Regions from separate parts of the Homo sapiens genome. Here region 1 is linked to region 2. The links are chromatin loops, found by intact Hi-C in ENCODE. Cell type or tissue: heart right ventricle. All regions are shown on one strand. Each heading gives the region's core, and the rest is flanking DNA. Links, peaks and the distances in the headings are about the cores only.

Region 1 (9,809 bases), core at 821-8,820, 95 kb after region 2:
AGCACTTTGCAGAAAGAGCCTCACTGTCAAAATAGAAAGTGTGTAAAAGTTCACCTGCCCAACTCCTCCTCACCGTTCAGGTCTCAGCTCAGTGAATCTGCACCCCCACAGGGTCAGGCCTCCCCTGTGAGCTCTGGGAGCTCGCTGGGCACCTCTCCTTCTCCACTTATCATAGCAGTCCTCATGATTTTATTTGCTGGATGTGCGAAGGTCTCCTGGGCATGCAAGCTCCAGGCAGGCAAGTCCGCATCAGTTTTGTTCACTCTGCTTCCCCCTTCTCCACCTCTCAGCACCCAGCATAGGGCCTGGTACACAGCAGGTGATTAATAAGGATGTGTTGAAGAAGCTGTCTGGAAGGGCCCTTCCCACTCTGACATTTAAAGATCCAGCCACAGGTCTGTATTTCCAGGGAGGGATGGGACAACAGGAATGAAGCCCGAAGCAGGCCCCTGGTCCTGCCTGCTGCCCCGGGACACAGGGGGCTCAAGGGACTCCCCAGACCCGGCTCTAGGGCCTCTATTATAACCCAAAAGCCAGCAGCTCCCTTCCCACCAATGATCCTCCTACCAACGAGCCTCCAGGTGGGCCTGGAGGGCCAGGGGAGCCCCCTCTCCCTCCAGTCGCAGTGCAGAGGCTCCACAAAAAGCCTTTAAAAATTAACCAGTTGCCAGGCATGGAGACAGCCTGGTGCGCAGCCACGTTCCAGGGAATACGGAAGTGGCGCCTGGAGAAAAGGGAGCAGGACTCGTGGAGTGGCTTTCCCGTGCTATCCCACCCCAGGAGGAGTACACTCAGATTCCAAGGAGCCGCTCCCAGTAAACCCCCATCTAGGCACCCACTCACTGGAGGAGGGTGGCAGCCTCAGCCCACCTCCAAGGATCCATGCAAGCAGCTGGCTCCTCCAGGAGACCCCAGGGGTCTCCCCACCGCTTACCCTCATCCACTTGCTCAGGTCTGCCGGCTTTCTGCCGACTTCCCGTCAGTCCCCAAGAGGGTGTTTGGAGCCCCACAAGTGGGCTGTAAGACATTCTCTGATGTCTCCAGAAACCTGGATTCTGGAAGCAAGGCACAGAACAAAGCCAATGGCCTGGGCAGCATGACACGTCTGCCACAGAGGTCCGAGAAGCCTCAGCACACACACAGCCAGGCAGGGTGTCCCCATGCTCAGCACACATGTGGCCAGGCAGGCTGTCCCCAGGCCGAGCACACACATGGCCAGGCGGGGTGTCCCCAGGCTGAGCACACACGTGGCCAGGTGGAGTGTCCCCAGGCCGAGCACACACATGGCCAGGTGGGGTGTCCCCAGGCCCAGCACACACGAGGCCAGGCGGGGTGTCCCCACGCTCAGCACACATGTGGCCAGCCAGGGTGTCCCCAGCTCGGGGTTGGGGTGTACCCAGCTCGGGGTCAGGGTTTTGATGGGGACTGCACTCAGACCCCCCAGCCAGTGACAGCAAGGCCTGTTTGGCAGCCTAGGACCCCTGGATTCACATTCCTAGGCAAAGAGATGCAGAGACATGGGGGGATTAGCCACAGGCCAAAGGTCAAGTGAACCGCACCAAGGAAACTTCCAGACCCACCCCAGGGACCTGGCTGCCTCTGCCTGATGGCCAATATCAGTGTGATCTACATGCACACGCACACCCCACACCCCACTCACCACCCCCAGGCTCCTCCTCAAACCATCACTTAACTCGGATTTCAAACTGCTGGCGATGTTCTTTAGTCAACATGAAGCAGAAACCTTTTATTAAATGCTGCTAATTTTTTATTGATCACACTGTGAATCATTTCATTTTCCATTACCGCAAATGTCTCCTATCAGAGCTCCACGATCAGGCTTCTTTCTTCATTCTTGAGTAACTTGTCACTTTTAATCAGTTTTCAGTTTCGGTCTGGCTCAAAAATTAGAAAGCGGGCTCTTTGTATCATTATTGCTTTTGTTTAAAAAAAAAAGTTTCCATGCAGGAAAGGTTATTATACTCAGAATAAATATACATGAATCAAATTCAGATGAAATTCCTCCCTGGCTCTAACCAATTTTACCATTAGCTTTTATAATTTTTTTAGGTTTATTTTCACAGAAAGACTGCTCATAATTATTGCTCGTGCTCTCCCAAAACACTTATGTTACTAAAGTGCGAAATGTCTTCTAACACAAAGACAGATCTCTGGGAAGTAATTACAGAAATGCATTCAGGGGCAATAATTCTATATTAGCTGTCAGCAGCAGACATCCTCTGAAAGGCACTTGTTATGAAGGAATTATTTGTGCTACTATTGAAGGCATGGCAGGCAAGCCCAAACTTAAAGACTGCATCTGATCAGAAACATGGGCTCCCTCATCAAGGGTCAAATTAAGTTTAAATCATTACCTTGAAGCCCAGCAAACTCGTACCTGACTGTCTATTGTGAAGACATTTTTGAGGCGCACTCGAGCGCGACGTGGTCTTCCCGTTCGCAGCGTGGTGCAATTACCCTTAGTCTCAAAAGGATTCTGCCAGGAGCTTGTCACAATAGGGAGAGAGGAGGTGGCAGGGTGTCTATTAAATGCTAACTCGTGTCACCAAACAGAATTTTCAAGAATTATAAATTGCCGAGATGCCTTGCCGCTGACCCCCTCGTGTTAAGAAGAGCCCAGAATATTATCAGGAAAGTGCAAGAATTTGCATCAAAGGCAGGAAAGGACTCTCTATGGGGAGCCCACGGGGATGGAGCTGAGGGGACTGGGACCCAGTGAACTATCCCCTCACCCCACAGAAGGTCCAACTGGGATCTGCGCCCCAACACCAGCTTACTCAGGGCAGAGAAATACCCTAAAATGAGGACAGGTGCAGGGGGATCTGAGGAAGTACGTAATTTCATCTGAGCTTTGTCCCTAACTCTTGGCATGACCTCAGGCCAGTCACTTCCTCTCCCCGAGCCTCAGTTTCCCCACCTGTAACAACATCCTACATCAACTCTGTGTGGAGGGCATTCTGTGAGTGGAATGCAATGTTGGCCCCTGCTGTTCCAGGCTCTGTTTCCCCACCTATAAAAGTGCAGGATTAATTTCCTGCACCGTTAAAGGAATCACCTGGCCACTGGGTGCGGGAAGAAAATGTGGGACAAAGAGCAGAGCAGCTTCCTGTGAGAGCGGGTCTCACAGATATCTCAGATCTGCTTGGACTCATCGAGCCTCAGCTTCCCCACCTCAAAAGAGGACAAGCTAAAGGTCATAGCCTGGGGTTGCCCTTATCAATCACAGTGAAGCACAAACCCAGGCTTCTTTCATCTGCTCACCTACTGCTATTGCCAAAAAGACAGGGTACTTTCTCTTTTTTTGAGACAGAATCTTGCTCTGTCACCCTGGCTGGAGAGCAGTGGCACAATCTCGGCTCACTGCAACCTCCGCCTCCTGAGTTCAAGAGATTCTCCCGCCTCAGCATCCTGAGTTGCTGGGACTACAGGCACCCACCACCACACCTGGCTAATTTTTGCATTTTTAGTAGAAATGGGGTTAGCTGGCCAGGCAGGTCTGGAACTCCTGACCTCAGGTGAACCACCCACTTCGACCTCCCAAAGTGCTGCGGTTACAGGCGTGAACCACCACGCCCAGCCAAGACTGGGCGCTTTCTAAGACAGCTCAGGGCAAGAAGCAAAAGAACTACTTCCTCCTAACAGCTGGAGCCCATCTACCCGAAGCAGCACCTCACGGTGCCCAGCAGTGCTCAGCAGTTGTGGCACCCCTAGCCGTAGCATCCTGACCTTTCCCTGACCTCCGAGCTCGGCCCATGACCCAAGTGGGGACACTAAGACACAATCCGGAGATATGCTAGAACCACCGGGAAAGAAGGTACTTAAAGTGGGGAGAGCAGAGCGGGCAGACAGAGATCGGGGGAAAGAGTTTGAGCCATGCCCTTCGACTCAGTCACTGCCCACAGAAGCTTATATCCTAGAAAACTCCTGTTTGTGAAAGTCCGCCGTGAGAGTATCTGCTGCAGGATGATTTGTAATAGCCAAAAAAAATTAGCATCTACATCTCCATGAACAGCAGATCGATAGATAGATTGTGGTACATTTACAGAGTGGACACCATGCAGCAATTAAAATTAATGAAACAGCTACATGTATCAACACGGATTAATCTTCCAAACATAATGTTGAGAGAGGGAAAAAAAAAGCAAGTTGCTAAAGATAAACTATCTATATGGTAAAATATGGTATCTATATTGTTTTAAAACATGTATATCAGTAGTATTTAAATACCATTTATATGTATTTCCAGAAACAAGACATACAGGGAAATGAAGAATTGATATCATCTATAATTAAATATCACATATCTCCAGAAGCAAGGCATACAGGGAAGTGATGAATGCCAAGCCCTAACGGGGCAGGAAGAGTAGGGCACTCTGGCACTCAGCTGGGTGAACGATTCCTTAAGCTGAAAGGTATATCCTGGACAGTCGTTATTCTCTTCTGTTTATCTGAGATATTTCATTTAAAAAAAAAAAAAACACCATTGCTGAGCCACTGAAAATTTTTAGATCATAAAAGTTTTTAAAAGAACAGTGAATAAATTGGAGAACCACAGGGAAGCACAGAATTTTAGATGGAGAAGGCACTGAAGAAGACAGCCAATCCAATCCAGCGCTTTCTCAGAATCTGTGACGCAAGAGATTGTCCCCAGGGCACAAGGCAAGTTAGTGGCAGAACCAGGGCTATTGCCCCAGCCCTGTGCTCCTTCCCTCCCTCCGGTGTGGAGGAGCCTAGCCCTGGTTAGGGGATGAGCTTGAATAAATGGTACTGAGGTGCACAGTGGCTGTCACTTGTAGTCCCAGCTACTTGGGAGGCTGAGGCAGGAGGATCACTTTAGCCCAGGAATCCAAGGCCAGCCTGGGCAATAAGTGAGACCTTGTCTCTATAAATAAATAAACAAATAAGACCTAAGTATATTGTTCTCTCAGAGCAGGAACTTCTATCTGTTCACTGTGGAATCCGAAGCACCTAGAACAGTGCCTGGCACGTAGTAGGTGCACAATAACCCCGTGTTGAATGGATGAATGAAGGTAGACTGAGGTGATTAAAGTCATGCACATCATTCCATAAAGCAGACCTTCTTGGACAAGCCCCATTGCTGGACAACACCAAGTTAGTCATTTTTCAGTAAATGCAGATTTTCCACCTCTGAGTTTAAAAAGAAAATCACTTCTCACCAATTTTCTGACCCTCCTGTGGGTATGCTGAGATTGTGAGTCATGGCTGAGGCTGGAAAACCACCTTCGGGGAGATGAGAATGGAAAACGGCCTAATTCAAGGAGGAGCCAGGTACTGCCTAAAACGCGTCTTGGCCCCCTTCCAGGAGTGCACATCGAACGGAAAAAATTACTCCAACTCTCTCCGTAGGAGAACATCTGCCAGCTGGCCGACCAAAGTAGCTGGTTGCTAAGAAATCACACCGGGTGACATCACCTGATCACTTACTACAGGCAAGACATGGCCAGGGTCAGAGTTCAAAACAGTTTCTGGAAATCTTTCCAGCGAAGCCCCTTTTCCGTGCAGGGATGGGAGGATGGGAAAGTATCTTGATGGGTACCCACCTGTGACCCCCTGCCCTATGACAGAGGTACTATTACAGATAGGGAAACTGAGGCCCCGAGGGGGAAGGTCACTGCTAGAGGGTGGTAGAAGAGGGGTTCCAGCTTCTTCTGAGCATCGAGGTGCTTCCCGGGATACCAGGTTCTGAGCCCCGCTGTGTGCACCCCTCTCATGCAGAAAGAGGTCAACAGAGAAGTCCAGCGCATGGTAAAGACCAGCGTGACCACAGGCTGCAGCTTTTCCACATGGACAATGCGGTTTCTATGGAGTCCAGGGGCTACGGTCCCATCTCCACGGCATTAAATAAAGAGACGAGGAAGGTGGCGAAACAGCATAGGAGAGTAACCTCCTCTCAAGCCAAGGCACCACTCCACAGGGGTATCTAGCAGCACCAAGTCTCACCAAAGACAGAAGCCCCAGAAGTGAGGTCCCCTGGGAGCCCTGGGCTATGCCAGGAGCAGGAGTGGGTGCAGGAAGGACCCAGCCCACCCCCACAAGAAACGCCCATGCCGGGGAATCTGCCCACACTGCAACAAGCATCCCAGGTCCTGACCTTGACAGGGATGCAGGGCGTGCATTCGGCCAGCCTGTGGTCTTACCCGGCTTTCTCCCCAGAACTGCTTCTGTGTTTCTGAGTATCTTTCCTTCCCAGAAAAAAACGATGCTTTACTGTTATTTCTGATTACAAAGATAACTGCGACTGATGTCAAAGATACAAGCCATACAGAAAAGTATAAAGAAAAATAGTAAAAAACACCTGAAATCTCACTACCAGAGCTTGGGGCTGTGACCACTTTGATGAGCGCGATCCCGCACATCCTCTCCTGCGTTTACGGACACGCGCAGCAATCGCCGTGTGCGAATGGGATCCTGCGCCACACGCTGATTTGTAACCTTTCTACACTTTGTTCCACTCGCCCCTGGGCCATGGTCATCTCTTCCAGGGATCGTTTTGAGAGTCTGCCTTTAAAGTTTCGTCTGGAGGGAAATCACACGGGTCCACAACTCCTAGTTAAATGTGAACAGGCCCCAGTAGTGAATTGGGGAGGGGTGGGGGTGGGGTTTCTATCTTAGAAAAGGTTTCCTCGCTTTGCAAATGGGTTCACCCTGGGAGTCTTTGCATTAAGGAGATTCTCCCTCCCGCGAACGCATGTGTCTCTGGAGGTGCAATTCAGGGGGCCACCTGCTTCAGCATTGCTGCCATCCACTCTCCCCACATCCCAGTCCATCCGTGCAGATGGAAAGGGCCATGTGGTGGAGAGTTGGGGCTGACCTTGAAGGGAAGGCTGCCGTCAGCCCATACCTTGCCGAACAGCCCATCTCTGGCTGTCACTCACACCTGTGCAGGCAAGTGCAAGCTCACCTATCATGCTGCTGCTCGGGGTGAGTCACATCGGGGCTGCTTCCTTGCACCCAGTGATCTGGGGAAAAGTTTAGGAAATTCCTACTCTGGGAATTCTCAGTTGGCGGCTTCCTCTCCTCTTTCTCCTCCACCAATACCCCTTCCTAGGCACAAAATTGTGAGGCTTCCTGGGTTTTGTCACTAACATTTAAATATGGGGCTTCAAGTCATCACCCTCCAGGGGCCAAGTCAGGGGTTTCCAAGAAGTCCCTGCATTCCTCTGTCCTGGGGGATCCCAGGTGGGGGAAGTGGGCTGGGTGTTTCTGGGAAGCAGACTCCTCTGGGAGGTACCTTCCTCTCTTTCTGCCAACTGCCAGCACTGAGTCACAGAAGACGTGTCAGCCAGACACAGGGAGGAGGGCCAGAGCCCCCAGGGTCAGCCAGACGCTCCTCTCCAGAAGAGAGGCGCAGGGGCATTTAAGGCCATCTGTGCACTCACAAAACACTCACGGAGACCCTGCAACGTGCCAGGGACTGTCCCAGAGCAAAACCGGGAATGAGGTGGACAGATCCTCTCAGGGAGTTTACCCTCTAGTGGGGAAAAAGACAGAAGATGCATAAATAGAGAAATAAAATCATTGCTGTGAGTGATCAGCGCATCCAAGGAAATAAAATAATTGACGTGACAGGGGCTGGAAGACGCCAGCTCCAGCCAGAGTGGTGAGGGAGGGAGAGCCTCACTGAGGAAGCAGCGTGAGCCAAGCTGCAGGGAACCAGACGGTGATGGTGACAGTGATGGGGAGCAGCAAGCACAAAGGAACCTGAGGCATGGAGCATCGTGCACTCCAAGAACCAAGCGGAGGCCAGTGTGTCTACAGCACAGAGCTGAGAGACAGAGGCCCGACGGCGACGAAAGGCCCGAGGAAGGCCCAGGACACGCCATCAAATCCTGAAATCAGAAGGTGCTGGGAGAGCCCCTCAAGCGGCCCAGAGTCCAGTGCACACAACTCCATTCAAGGCACACATGGGAACTCCAGACTGAAGATAGACTGCAGGTGCTCATGTCACATACAAGACTGTTTGACAGCCTCCGTACTTTAAAATAACTCAGCTTGGTCAAATCTTTTATTTTTGTTGTTGTTGTATGAGACAGGGTCTCATTCTGCTACCCAGGCTGGAGTGCAGTGGTGCTATCACAGCTCACTGCAGCCTCCAACTCCTGGGCTCAAGTGATCCTCCCACCTCAGCCTCCCAAGCACCACCACACCTGGCTAGTTTTTTTCAAAAATCTGTTGTAGAGATGAAGTCTTACTATGTTGCCCAAGCTGGTCTCCAACTCCTGGCCACAAGCAATCCTCCCACCTTGTAATCCTAGCACTTTGGGAGGCAGAGATGGGAGCCCACATGAGCCACCGTGCCCAGCCTAAATTGGTCAAATCTTATTGGGAAACATTTCTAACATGAGAGTTCTGAGTTAGCAATATGTACCCAGCTCCATGCAAAGTGCCTTGGCCTGGGCACTGGCTGCAAGGTCAGACCTGGGTTCAAATCCCATCATGACCTCAGCCAGAACTAGTCTTCTGATTTATTAAAGAGTAAATGATCTTCAAACCCATGCTGGGCTTCTGAGTGTCGGGAGAGGAAGAAGCAGTACCACCCATGCATGGGCTCTGCTCCCCAAAATAATGATGGGATCAGCCTTGCCAACTCAGCAACTATGACAGAGAGTGGAGCTTGGTGTTGTCTGCCCCAGAGGTGCACTGGAGCCACAGTCTGTTTTTCTTCCTTCCAAGGCTAAGGTTCAGTGGTTCAGAACTCAAACTCCCACCCAGGCAGGACAGTGAAGAGGCCCCCACAGCCCAGGGAGGGCAAGGTCTTGGCCAAAACCCCACAGCAAGGAGGGAGCAAATGCAGAGCAGCAGCTCATCTCAGGACCCCTAGTGCCCACCCCAGGCTCTCCTGGCCCGTATCAAAGTGCTCACCCCCAAATCCAGCTCCTGCAGAAGAAAGCAGAATTGTGTGGCCACATTTCCCCCTGCCTGATATTCACTACCTCAGGAATCAAAGAATGCGGGCCACTGTGCCCGTGACGTGGCCCAGGAAGGCATTGCAAACAGGTGGCCTGATGCCTCGCCTGGCTTCCATGGCCCCCAGGCAAGAACTGCACACCGGAATTGGGAGAGGGGGTGCACACCAGTGGCCCTCCCCCACCCCACATGGCTTGGGCCTGGGGTCTTCAACATCCCTTCCTGACGGTGTCCCAGCCACAGAAACCCTTGCATAACCACCTGGGCATCCACAGCACCAGCCATTTGACCCAGTAGGGGTCTGGGGGAGCAAGGCTGGTCCCCCTTTCTGACCATAGCAACATCACCAGAGAACTCTAGCCCTGGATATCTCTCCAAGCCTCCTGTCCTTTTCAAAGGGGAGCCCAGGGAGGCCAGGGAGACTGTCTAGGGACCACAGGAGGGTGGCCCATAGAGCAAGCAGGCTTGCTCCAGGAGGTCACAGAGCACAGAACAGACCCCACGGGCTGATCAGGAGGAGAAAAAACCTGCACAAATTCATCGGGACAACTGAGGGCATGGGCTTGACCTTCTACTGACTGGAGATGCATCCCCGTGTGACCCTAGGTTAATTACTTAACCTCTCTGAACCTCCATTTCTTCATCTGTAAAATGGGAGGTTGCTGTGGAGCTCATTCAAGGTAACAGAGAGGGTAGCATGAGCCTCACATGTCCTCACCCACTCAACAAGTCAGGACTGCGGGGCTGCTGTGTGCCAGGCAATGTCCTGGGCTGGGAACACAGCAGTCAACCGCAGAGACAAAATCCACTAGGCAGCAAGGAATATAATCATCAGAAAATCGACCAGGCACAGTGGCTCA
Region 2 (9,809 bases), core at 1,041-9,040:
CTGAGGTCGGGAGTTCGAGACCAGCCTGACCAACATGGAGAAACCCCGTCTCTACTAAAAATACAAAAATTAGCTGGGCATGGTGGCACATGCCTGTAATTCCAGGTACTCCCAGCTATTCAGGAGGCTGAGGCAGGAGAATCGCTTGAACCCAGAAGGTGGAGGTTGTGGTGAGCCAAGATCATGCCACTGCACTCCAGCCTGGGTGACAGAGCAAGACTCCATCTCAAAAAAAAAAGAAAAAAGAAAAAAAAAACTCTAAGAGATTTACTTACAAGAAAGCATGCTCCGGAGAAAAAGCTGAAGGTAGGACTGCACATATTGCTAATATCTCAGGAAAATCAAAATGCCAGAGTATTGAGTATTCAGTCACAACAAAGGCTCTTTGGTGAGATTAAGGGTGTGACTCACAGATCTCCTAGATCAAATTAGAGAGCATCTAGGAAATTTGGGGGTATTGCTCTGGAGCAATCTCAGCAAAAGACAAAAGTAGAGAAGGGATTATCCAGGAAATATCTGTAGAGGACCATCTTGAATAATGGAGAAAATACCCATGACATACACAGGAGACTCACAAGGTTCTTGAAAAGTTTATACTGACAGAAACACTGCCAGCTTAAACCAAAAAGGACAGAGAGAGTACAGGATGAAAGAAGTCTGTTGGACACCCAAAACTTCACAAGCAGGAAACAGGTTAATAAAACTACTCAGATGAAAGTACATGCTACCTTTCATGGGGAAAAAAGGGATGACTAAGCGGGCAGAACCTCAAGCCCAGAGGGTGGAGCCATGAGCCATAGTGGATGAGATCACTACTGGACCAGGTTCAGATTCCAGAACTGTGTAACCATGGGCAAGCATATCCCCTCTTTGTGCTTTCATTTCCCCATCTCTTGATAGAGAGAATCCGACGAACAGGTCTCTAAGAGGCTTTGTAGCTCTTACAGTCTGTTATCACTTAATGATGTCTGTGCCTGCCCTGGGTACAGAGTAAGTCTCAGGTGGTAGGTATCCCAGCTCTCTACTATCTCCTAGTTCGGGTGGTTTTTTAATTCAGCACATATTTAGGATGCCTGCTCTAAATATCCAGTTTTCCAAAGGGTGTAGAGGTACCCAGCATTCTTAGGTTTCTATGCTCTTATCTGTCCAATCTCCGTGTCAATTAATTACTGTTTAAACATTAAACACTAAAGAAACCCTTTACTGCTTTGAAGTACACACACACACACACACACACACACACACAGGGAGAGAGAGAGAGAGAGAGAGAATCCCTTCAATTGTAACATCAGTACTGCACCTAGATATCTGACAGGAGAAGTGTAAAGGATTAAGTTTGACCCCTGGGACATCAAAAGTCCACCCTGGGAAAGGAAAGGGATGAGGCTATTGGAGGTTCTTTCCTCAGAGGTAAGCCAAGGAGCTCCACAAAGGTGACCAGAAGCTGACATGGCTCTTCCTGAAATCTCGAGTTAGAATTATGCTATTAGCAAAAATAATAGCAGCACCTATTCACTCATTCCTCCTCCAGGGAGCTGAGAGTTTCTTACGAATGGGATCTCATCATCCCCAAAGTATAAGCAAGGAAAAGTAGGGATCATTCCTTCGGTTTGGGAGAAAAAAGACTCAGAGGTCACTGGACATCTCAAAGACAGAGACTGACCAGGCCTGCCCTTCTCCAGCCAGCTCTGGGGGCTGCTGAAATGCCATGTGACAGTGAACAGCTGCCACCAAGGCCCTTAACAAAACTTCCAGGGACTCAAAACTTAGCTTAGGCTGCTAAGCTTGAAGAAACTCAGTCAATTGCAGGGAGACGTCAGCCCTGAGGGACAGCAGAGCCATGAGTAAGAGTGTGCACTGGCTTGCTCAGCCATCATTAGCTGTGAGACCATGGGAAAATTACTGCCCCTCTCTGAGTGCCCATGTCCTGGGGAAACTAAAAGTAACTACCTTACAAAGTGGTTAATGTTTACATACTGCTAAACATTGGATGAACATTGGCTAAATAAGATAAAGGGGTTCCTAATGTAACTGACACTATTATCATTCATCGTAAATCCCATAATCTACAGGGCATTTAACATTTTGCGCAGCACCTCACACCCATTATCCATTTGACATCTGGAGCAACTCTGTGCAGTGGTGGTGGTCATGGTGGTTTTGTTATTGTTATTATCCCCATATTACGAGTAAGTGGGGGGCCACACACCCAGGCATCCTGGGATGGAACCCAGCATCCCATTCAGTTAGTGAATCCCTCTCACCCTCATAAACAGCTGAGCTTACACAGTAAGTTGTGTGGTCACCCCAGTAATGAGGAAAAAGAACAGAGAGGTTAGGTCACATCCTGACATCACAAAGTGACTGGAAGAGCTAGGCCTGAACTTCCAACCCAGGGCTCTTAGCCAGCTGGACTGGGAGAAATGATGCCCTGAGCAATGGGTCATAGGTCATCATGGCTGTCCTCCCACTGGACAGTCTGGGGGCCACCCAGTTATCAGTATTAGTGATTTTGTGAAAATGCCAACATTTACAAATCAAGAATTCCCAACTTTTTGTTGTTGTTGTTCCTTAATTCACAGTCACTTTTGGCTTTTTTTTTTTCTTTTTTCTTAGAGACAGGGTCTCCCTCTGTCACCTAGGCTGTAGTGCAGTGATGCAATCATGGCTCACTGCAGACTCAACCTCCTGGGCTCAAGCGATCCTCCTGCCTCAGCTTCCCAAGTAGCTGGGACCACAGGTGCGTGCCACCATGCCTGGCTAATTTTAATTTTTTTTTTTTTGTAGAGACAGGGTCTCTCTATGTTGCACAGGCTGGTCTCAAACTCCTGGCCTCAAGGGATCCTCCTGCCTCAGCCTCCCAAAGCACTGGGATTACAGTCATAAGCCACCACGCCTGGCCCACTTACGGTTTTTCTTGAAGGAGAAGAAGGCCTGGGAGCACAGACTCTGCATCTGGCATGTGGAAGATGGAGCTCAGCTGGGGCTTCTTGGAGGAGGGACCCCCACCCCCCTGCATGCCCAGCACCCCAGGACTTCCCTCACCATTAGGGGGTGTCCCGGGCCTTGGAGACATCTGTGTTTGCCTGGTGGCTGAGAGCCGGCAGCAGGGCTTAGACTCCCAGCTCCCCCACTTACTATGTGTGTGACCTTAGCCAAGTGAATGACCCTTGCTCAATTTTACAGATGGAGAAACCTGTCTCAGTTTTCACATCTGTAAAATGGGGATGACTATTTATAGACCCAACTATAGAGTTGTTTTAAAGATGAAATCAGTGAATATCTGTAAGGCGTTATATATGACAAATGTTCTATAATGCCTAAAATAGTCACTGGCTACTGGCTCCCAAATCACCATAAGGTGGTCACAGGACAAGGAGAGGCTGGCAATGGCTGGAATGGTTTGAGGGGACACAAGACACAGTGTCACCTCCCTGAGCCCTGATTGATAACCAACAGGGTCTAAGCTAAACCTACAGTTACCCGTGCACAAGATGGTTTTCAAACAAAGCAAACTCAACCTGCCAAAATTCTCAGAGGGCCCCTGCCATTTACAATCCCAGGACATCAGCCCTGAAAGGAGCTTCAAGACCCCTCATTATACAGATGGAGCCCAACGCTCTCATTACACAAACAGAGAATCTAAGGTACTGGGAGCCATCCATGGCTTGGATGTGGGTCCCTCAGCTCATGGTGGAGGGGGTGGGGGATGAGGCTCAGACTCCCAGAACACTCCCTCCCCCGCCCCCACATGGCTGCTGGACATGCAGGGCAAGGACGCGTCCACCTTTCCCCTTGAAGCCTCTGACCTCGCAGAACACACAGCCTGCCAGGCAGCTCCATCCCTTAGACAAATTTACTTAGCACTGATATTGAAAATGCAATTGAGCTCGAGTTTTATTGCAGAAATTAAACAGACTAGGAAAGGGGAAAAAAAAAAAGCCAGTGCTCATCAGCTCACCCGAGAGCTGGCTGTGATCAAACTTGCTAAAGAGGAGCCTAGTGATCAACTCCTGCCAGCAAGGAAGAGCCCCCCAAGTCTGCCCCTACAAGGGACTCCCCAGGGGCACGAGGAGCTCAGGAGCTCCGGAAGGTTCTCCTGCCAGCCTCCTGGCGTGGACCTCCTGCGCACCCTGACATCGCCTGCCCGCCTCTTCACAAGGAGTTGGCGCCTTGTGAAGTCATCTCCGTGAGCTTCATGAAGCAACACCGCCAAGGGCCTGAGCAAAGGGCGCTCTGCTCCACTCGAGTGAAAGCAAAATGCTTTCGGGGTTGAATCACTGTTTTTCTTGACTCCCTTTGGAGATCGGCAGAGCCCACATTCGGCCGTGTTCGTGGACCTGGGACTGGAAACAGCTGCGCTCTAATTACATGTAAAGTGTACCAAAACATCCCTTTTATCACAGACTGGAAATCTGTTAGCATCTGCCTCTCCTTTGTTTCTTCCACAAGATACAAGCTTGTTTCTACATTTTTCTCACCTGTAGCAGTGATTAAAATTCATTATAAATGAAAGGAGTGAACAGAGAAACAAGTTCCTCTGTGTACCGTTCTAAACTCAAATTAGAAACAGCTGTTTGCTAATTCATGCAGTGATGTTTTGTCGTGCTCTGTGAATCAATAATAACTCACCCTATTGCTGCAGAAATTTTTGGATAATCCACATATTTAACGCGGCATTGGATTCTCCAGGCAGGGCTGCAGCGGCAAAACCTCAGGCGGGTGGGAGGGGACTTGGGGTCCCCACTCTGGAGGCGTCCCCTGCTGCCCAGACAGAGAACCCCTAACTCAGAGCTGCCCAGCACCTCTACCCACTACACAAGTCTTGGGAGGACCTGAAGGAAACCCTGAACAGGCGCCTCATCTCCTTCCCTCCCCAAGAACCACCAAAAAAAAAAAAAAAAAAAAGAATTCAACTCTGATTAAACGCAAACCACACACATCCTCCAGCCGCCGGAGGGAACAGCAAAATTAAAAGTCTAATTGGTACCCGGAACAATTTAAAACTATTAAGTATAGGTGAAGCTTTTCTGTAAGAAAATAATCCTCTGATTGGGATTAGGCATGTTTGGATAGCATTTTTCCCATCCACACATTTTAGCTGCAGAAGTTACAGCTAAGGTCTGGACATGCTCAGGAGCCTCTGAGAAGTGTTCAGTCATCCCCTTTGCCACCTCCAGGGAAAGGGGTGGGTGGGGTGCAGAGCTGCATCCCCATCTGATGGCTTAGAGGGAAGCAGATGCTCTCTCTCCTTTGCAGGGAGGGAGATGGACAACACTTTTGGAGGCTTGTACTGCCACTGTGGCATGCCAAACCTACTCTATCCTGGCTAACACATGCCCATCCTTCAAGACACTGCCTCCCGGAAGCCTTCCCTGACTGCCTCTGTCATCCTCCCTGACTTCAGGGCACTACCTGTTTATATTTGAGTGGTTGGGGTGTCCCTGTGTCTCCTGCATCTTTCTAGGTCTGGGGCATTGTCATAGTGAACCACTTTTTGAACTTCAGACTGGTAGCCTCTGCAGAGCCCTTTCTGTGGCCAGACACAGTGCCAAGCTCTTCGTAAGCTCCATTTTGTTAAACTCTCACCTGCATCCTATGTGGTGACCACTACCACCATTAACCCCCATCTTACAGATCAGACATCTGAGACATAGAGAGGGCGAGGGCCCTGACTTCCACAGCAATTAAGTAGAAGGAGCTTGGAATGACTCCATAGATCTCCAGAAAGCCATCAAGACCACCCACTGTCATCAAAGATGTATACCGAGCATGCCTCACCTGCTCCAGCTCCTGAGCCTTCATTCAGGCCATGGTGGTCACTGCCCCCGAAAGCCCAACCCATGACTTGGGGGCCAGCTCTGCCCACCTCCCCAAGCATCTCACAGGTGGTGGTGGGAAGGGTGGTCTCCTGCATGGCTAAGAGTAGGTCCTCATTTCCTCCTTTCCTGGTGTTCATCTGGGCCTACAGAAGATGGCAGTCCAATACGTCCTGGGGGGCGTAGAGCACAGGCCCCAGGCAGGGGCATGGACAAGGAGCTCATGCTGTCCCTGCAGGGTTGTAGGGAGCTTTCCCTTAGCCAAGGCCACTGGGTGCCAGAAGCTCCAAGCCCGGGAGGGCTGGGAATGGAAATGCACAGATGAGGTGCCATCATGGGAGGCAGGAGCACTCAAATTGGGCTTTGAAGAAGGAGTAGGAGCTCCACTGATCTGTGTTCTTCCAAACATGGGCTACCTCCCATTGGTAGGACCCGTGATCATTTTAGGGCGCAGCCAAGATGGTCTTAAATAACCCTGATGCACAAATGAGAAAGTTAGCGCCCTTTCCATTCTGTTGTCAGCCTTCAGATTAGGCCAGGGAGAAAGGCTGTCTCTAACTCCTCTCCAGCATTTCAGCAAAAGAGAGGGCAGAGTCCACGCTTAGCATTTCCAGAACACAGCAGCTCATGTCTGGAATAGTGTGAGCATGGAATTTTCTTCGGTTTTGTTTTTTATTTACTTTTAAGGTTACTGTCATCTTACAGTAAATGATACTGGTTTTCCATTTGCAGAATTAAGTAAATTAATTAATTTAACCACAAAAGAGCCAGCAAAGACAAATACTAGGTGAATCATAGCATCAGTGATACTCAAATGTTGCAAGAATCACAGTAGAGATATGCAAATGACTAAAGCCTGGGACCTCCAGATACAGAGAGATGGGAGGAGAAGGCCTCCTGGGAGAAGCAATGGCGGGAGCCATGGCTGAAGCTTGGGTATCAGTGGGAGAAGCAGCTTAGAAGGTGCAATGAGAGCCCATCGTCAAGACCTTAAATACCAAGCCAAGGAGCCAAGAACTCCATTCCACAGGCCCTGGCAACCACCAACACTATCTGAAACACTAGCTCATGAGTAAGTGGGATCTGGACTCCCCAGCCCAGGGCTCTTTCTAGACCTCCCATAACTCCAGGTCTGCGAATGACTGAGAGTTAAACAATCACTAGCCTATAAGCAGAACCCATTTCAAGGAAAACAGTGATCAGTGACCCCAACGACCCAGGGCTCTCAACAGCCAAGATCAGGTGCCCCTGCAGGAGAAAACCCCTGCACAATCAGCATGGGGTCCCCTTCCACGTGGGGGCTGAACACTCAAGTCACTGTGGACAGCAGAAGTATCAACTCCCCTCACAAGGATCCCTGCTGGGGCACTGAGGGGGATGGGCGCACCACCTTTCAGTGAGTCCAACCCAGCCAGCTTTTCCTCCACTTTTGGAATAAATTGCCATGTCCTCTGTGTGAAAGAGCCAAGGTGTTCCCAAATACACACCATGGACCTCAACATGCTGAACAGGTGTCTGCTCCCACAGGAGGGGAGTGTGGAAGCCGAAAGCCCAGAACAGCATCCATCTCACGGTCACTTCGCCCCTGAACCCACACCACTGAATTATTTTTCTTCCACAAACCCACGCAGTCATTCCCTTGCAGAGCACATACAATTGAAGCACTGAATGCTAAGTGGGTGCACGAGGTAACTCCAGTGGGGTTTTGTTCATCGGGTCCAGGGCAAGTCTCCAACTCTCCAAGTGTCTGTCCCACCTCCCTCTCTCCTCCCACCCCCACCCTGGCTACCTAGGGACCCGAGTCAAAGGTCTTCTGACTTCCAGTCCTCCATCCCATCTACACTGCAAATCCTTCTGACAGTGGTGCCCCACGTTGGGGCAGTGTAGGTGAGACGGAGGACTGAATGCAGCTGGTTTATGTGACTTTCTTACCAGAGATGCAGACAGAGGAAGCTCTCAATGCGAATAAAGAATGGGCAAGCGGAGGCCAGGTGCAGTGGCTCGTGCCTGTAATCCCACACACTTTGGGAGGCTGAGGCGGGTGGATCACCTGAGGTCAGGAGTTCAAGACCAGCCTGGCCAACATGGTGAAACCCCGTCTCTACTAAAATTATAAAAATTAGCCAGGTGTGGTGGTGCACGCCTGTAACCCCAATTACTCGGGAGGCTAAGGCAAGAGGATTGCTTGAACCCAGGGGGCAGAGGTTGCAGTGAGCCAAGACTGTACCACTGCATCCAGCCTGGATGACAGAGCAAGACTCTGTCTTAAAAAAAAAAGAAAAAAAAAGGCAAGTGGGTAAATGGATGACCAAGTTCATCTTATAATTTTCCCAAAAGCCAGTATCAGAGAAAACCCCATAATGCCTCCAAGCTAGAACTCTGAGCTTAGACCAACTGGCGACACTGAAGAATAATTAATAGATTATACTTTGTATTCTATATCATACATTGCATATGTACGTATAGGTCTAATCAATGATGTTTATTAAGTGCCACATATTTCTTGGGTGTTTGATCCATGTCACGTGTTGTCTCATTTTATTTTTTGTCTCCAAGAAAAAAAATGAGTTGTCTCATTTTAATATTCACAGCAATCTGATGTGTTCCTATTACCAGCCCCATTTTATAGATGAGAAAACTGAGGCTTATAAAGGTTAATTGACAGGCTCAGGGCCTTACAGGTGGAGATGGCCTAGCAGGGCTTTGAACATGGATTCCCTGACCTCAGAGGCTGTGTTCCTAACCACCGCGGGATATGAGTTTATGAACCACCATGTCCCAGGGAAAGAGAGGGAGTGACACCCGTTCAGGGGCACAAGCATTCTGCCAAGGAGGTGGCCTCCCGTGGAGCCCAGCCTGACAGGATGTCTGGATTGGGTCCGTATTCTCAGCCTGGACACCTCTCAGGGTGACACGCTCCTTTGGCTGGAGACTTCCACAGACAAGCGGCACACACTGTGTGACCTCAAATCACAGATCCCCTGCTTCTCAGTCAAATCCCATCCAGGACCTAGCCCCAGGGTCCCACCCCAAGTATCTGGAGGATGGAGAAACTCCCCAAAAACACTCCCTGTCTCCAGCCATGTGCCAGGTGCCCTCCAGCAGCTCCAGGAGACAGTCATGAGCTTGGTCCAATTTTATGGAAGGGAACGCTGAGGGACAGAGGAACTCAGGGACCTGATGTGTGCATCATGGCCAGTGGCCCCCTGGGAATTCAGCAGCTGCAGGGACAGTCTGAGTAAAAGAGCCTGAGGCCCCACCTCCAGGTGTCTGCCTGTCTCAAGTCTGACCCCAAAGGGAGGGGAGGTGATGCCCCCAGGGGCAACCTTCACCTAAAAGGGCCTGGAGCCAGTGGGCTCCTCTGAAGACCATTCCTGGGGCACCCTGCAGACACGAAGGTTTTGGCAGTTTCAAGCCCAGTGGTCTACAGCAGCAGGCTCAACACTGCACCCCAAAATCGGCCTTTCCCTGGCCCTGTCTCCTCCGTCCTACTTCCTGGGAGTGCCTCCTCGCCACATATGTGCACTAAGTCCTTGCTTCAGGCTCTGTGTTCAGGGGTCCTCCCTGCAACACTGACTAAGGTACAACTGCCACAGATGGTGGTGTCAGACTTGGAAGCCATGTCTTTCAGCCTGCATAGCCTCCTCCACAGCCCCTAATCTGCACCTGCCAGGATTTGCCATGCTCAAGTCACTGAGAGGCCACCGTCAGGGTCTGTGTCCTATACTATTACTCAACCTTGTCCTTTCAACGACCTCAGGACTAACAATGTCAGGTACCCAAGTGTAATCCTAAATCATGATATTGATGAAATCATGAGTATGATGTTTTTGTAATGCCCATTAAAATAAAGATGTAATTGGGTTAAACATGCATGAACCACCAGAAACTGGGCTGGGCAGCCCTAGATGTGGCGCAAGTCCTGCTGCCCTGGCCCATACTGCAGTGACTGCAGCTCTTGGTCTGTCCCTCTCCCCCTCCAGACAGGGC

What was found. A loop is a pair of places that touch in the nucleus more often than their neighbours do. Peaks named below come from ENCODE experiments on the same cell type or tissue, not always from the same donor. Only the 100,000 strongest peaks of a DNase experiment are listed, where the experiment ranks them.
Region 1: a loop joins it to region 2, with 2.2 times the contacts of the local background. A loop is called at or near these places in 6 of 110 quality-filtered maps.

The regions. Positions count from the first base shown.
Region 1 is chr16:49,743,172-49,752,980 of GRCh38, forward strand. All of the region lies in intron 2 of ZNF423 (zinc finger protein 423), which reads right to left. Among named protein-coding and RNA genes, the nearest start is that of ZNF423, 110 kb to the right of the region's middle. RefSeq lists enhancers at 1,247-1,828, 3,118-3,618. In heart right ventricle, for the core only: no CTCF peak of the experiment used is centred there; a DNase peak (open chromatin) is centred at 5,371; H3K27me3 peaks cover 2,141 bases.
Region 2 is chr16:49,648,424-49,658,232 of GRCh38, forward strand. All of the region lies in intron 3 of ZNF423 (zinc finger protein 423), which reads right to left. Among named protein-coding and RNA genes, the nearest start is that of LINC02179, 190 kb to the left of the region's middle. RefSeq lists an enhancer at 1-799. In heart right ventricle, for the core only: no CTCF peak of the experiment used is centred there; a DNase peak (open chromatin) is centred at 4,199; H3K27ac peaks cover 1,954 bases.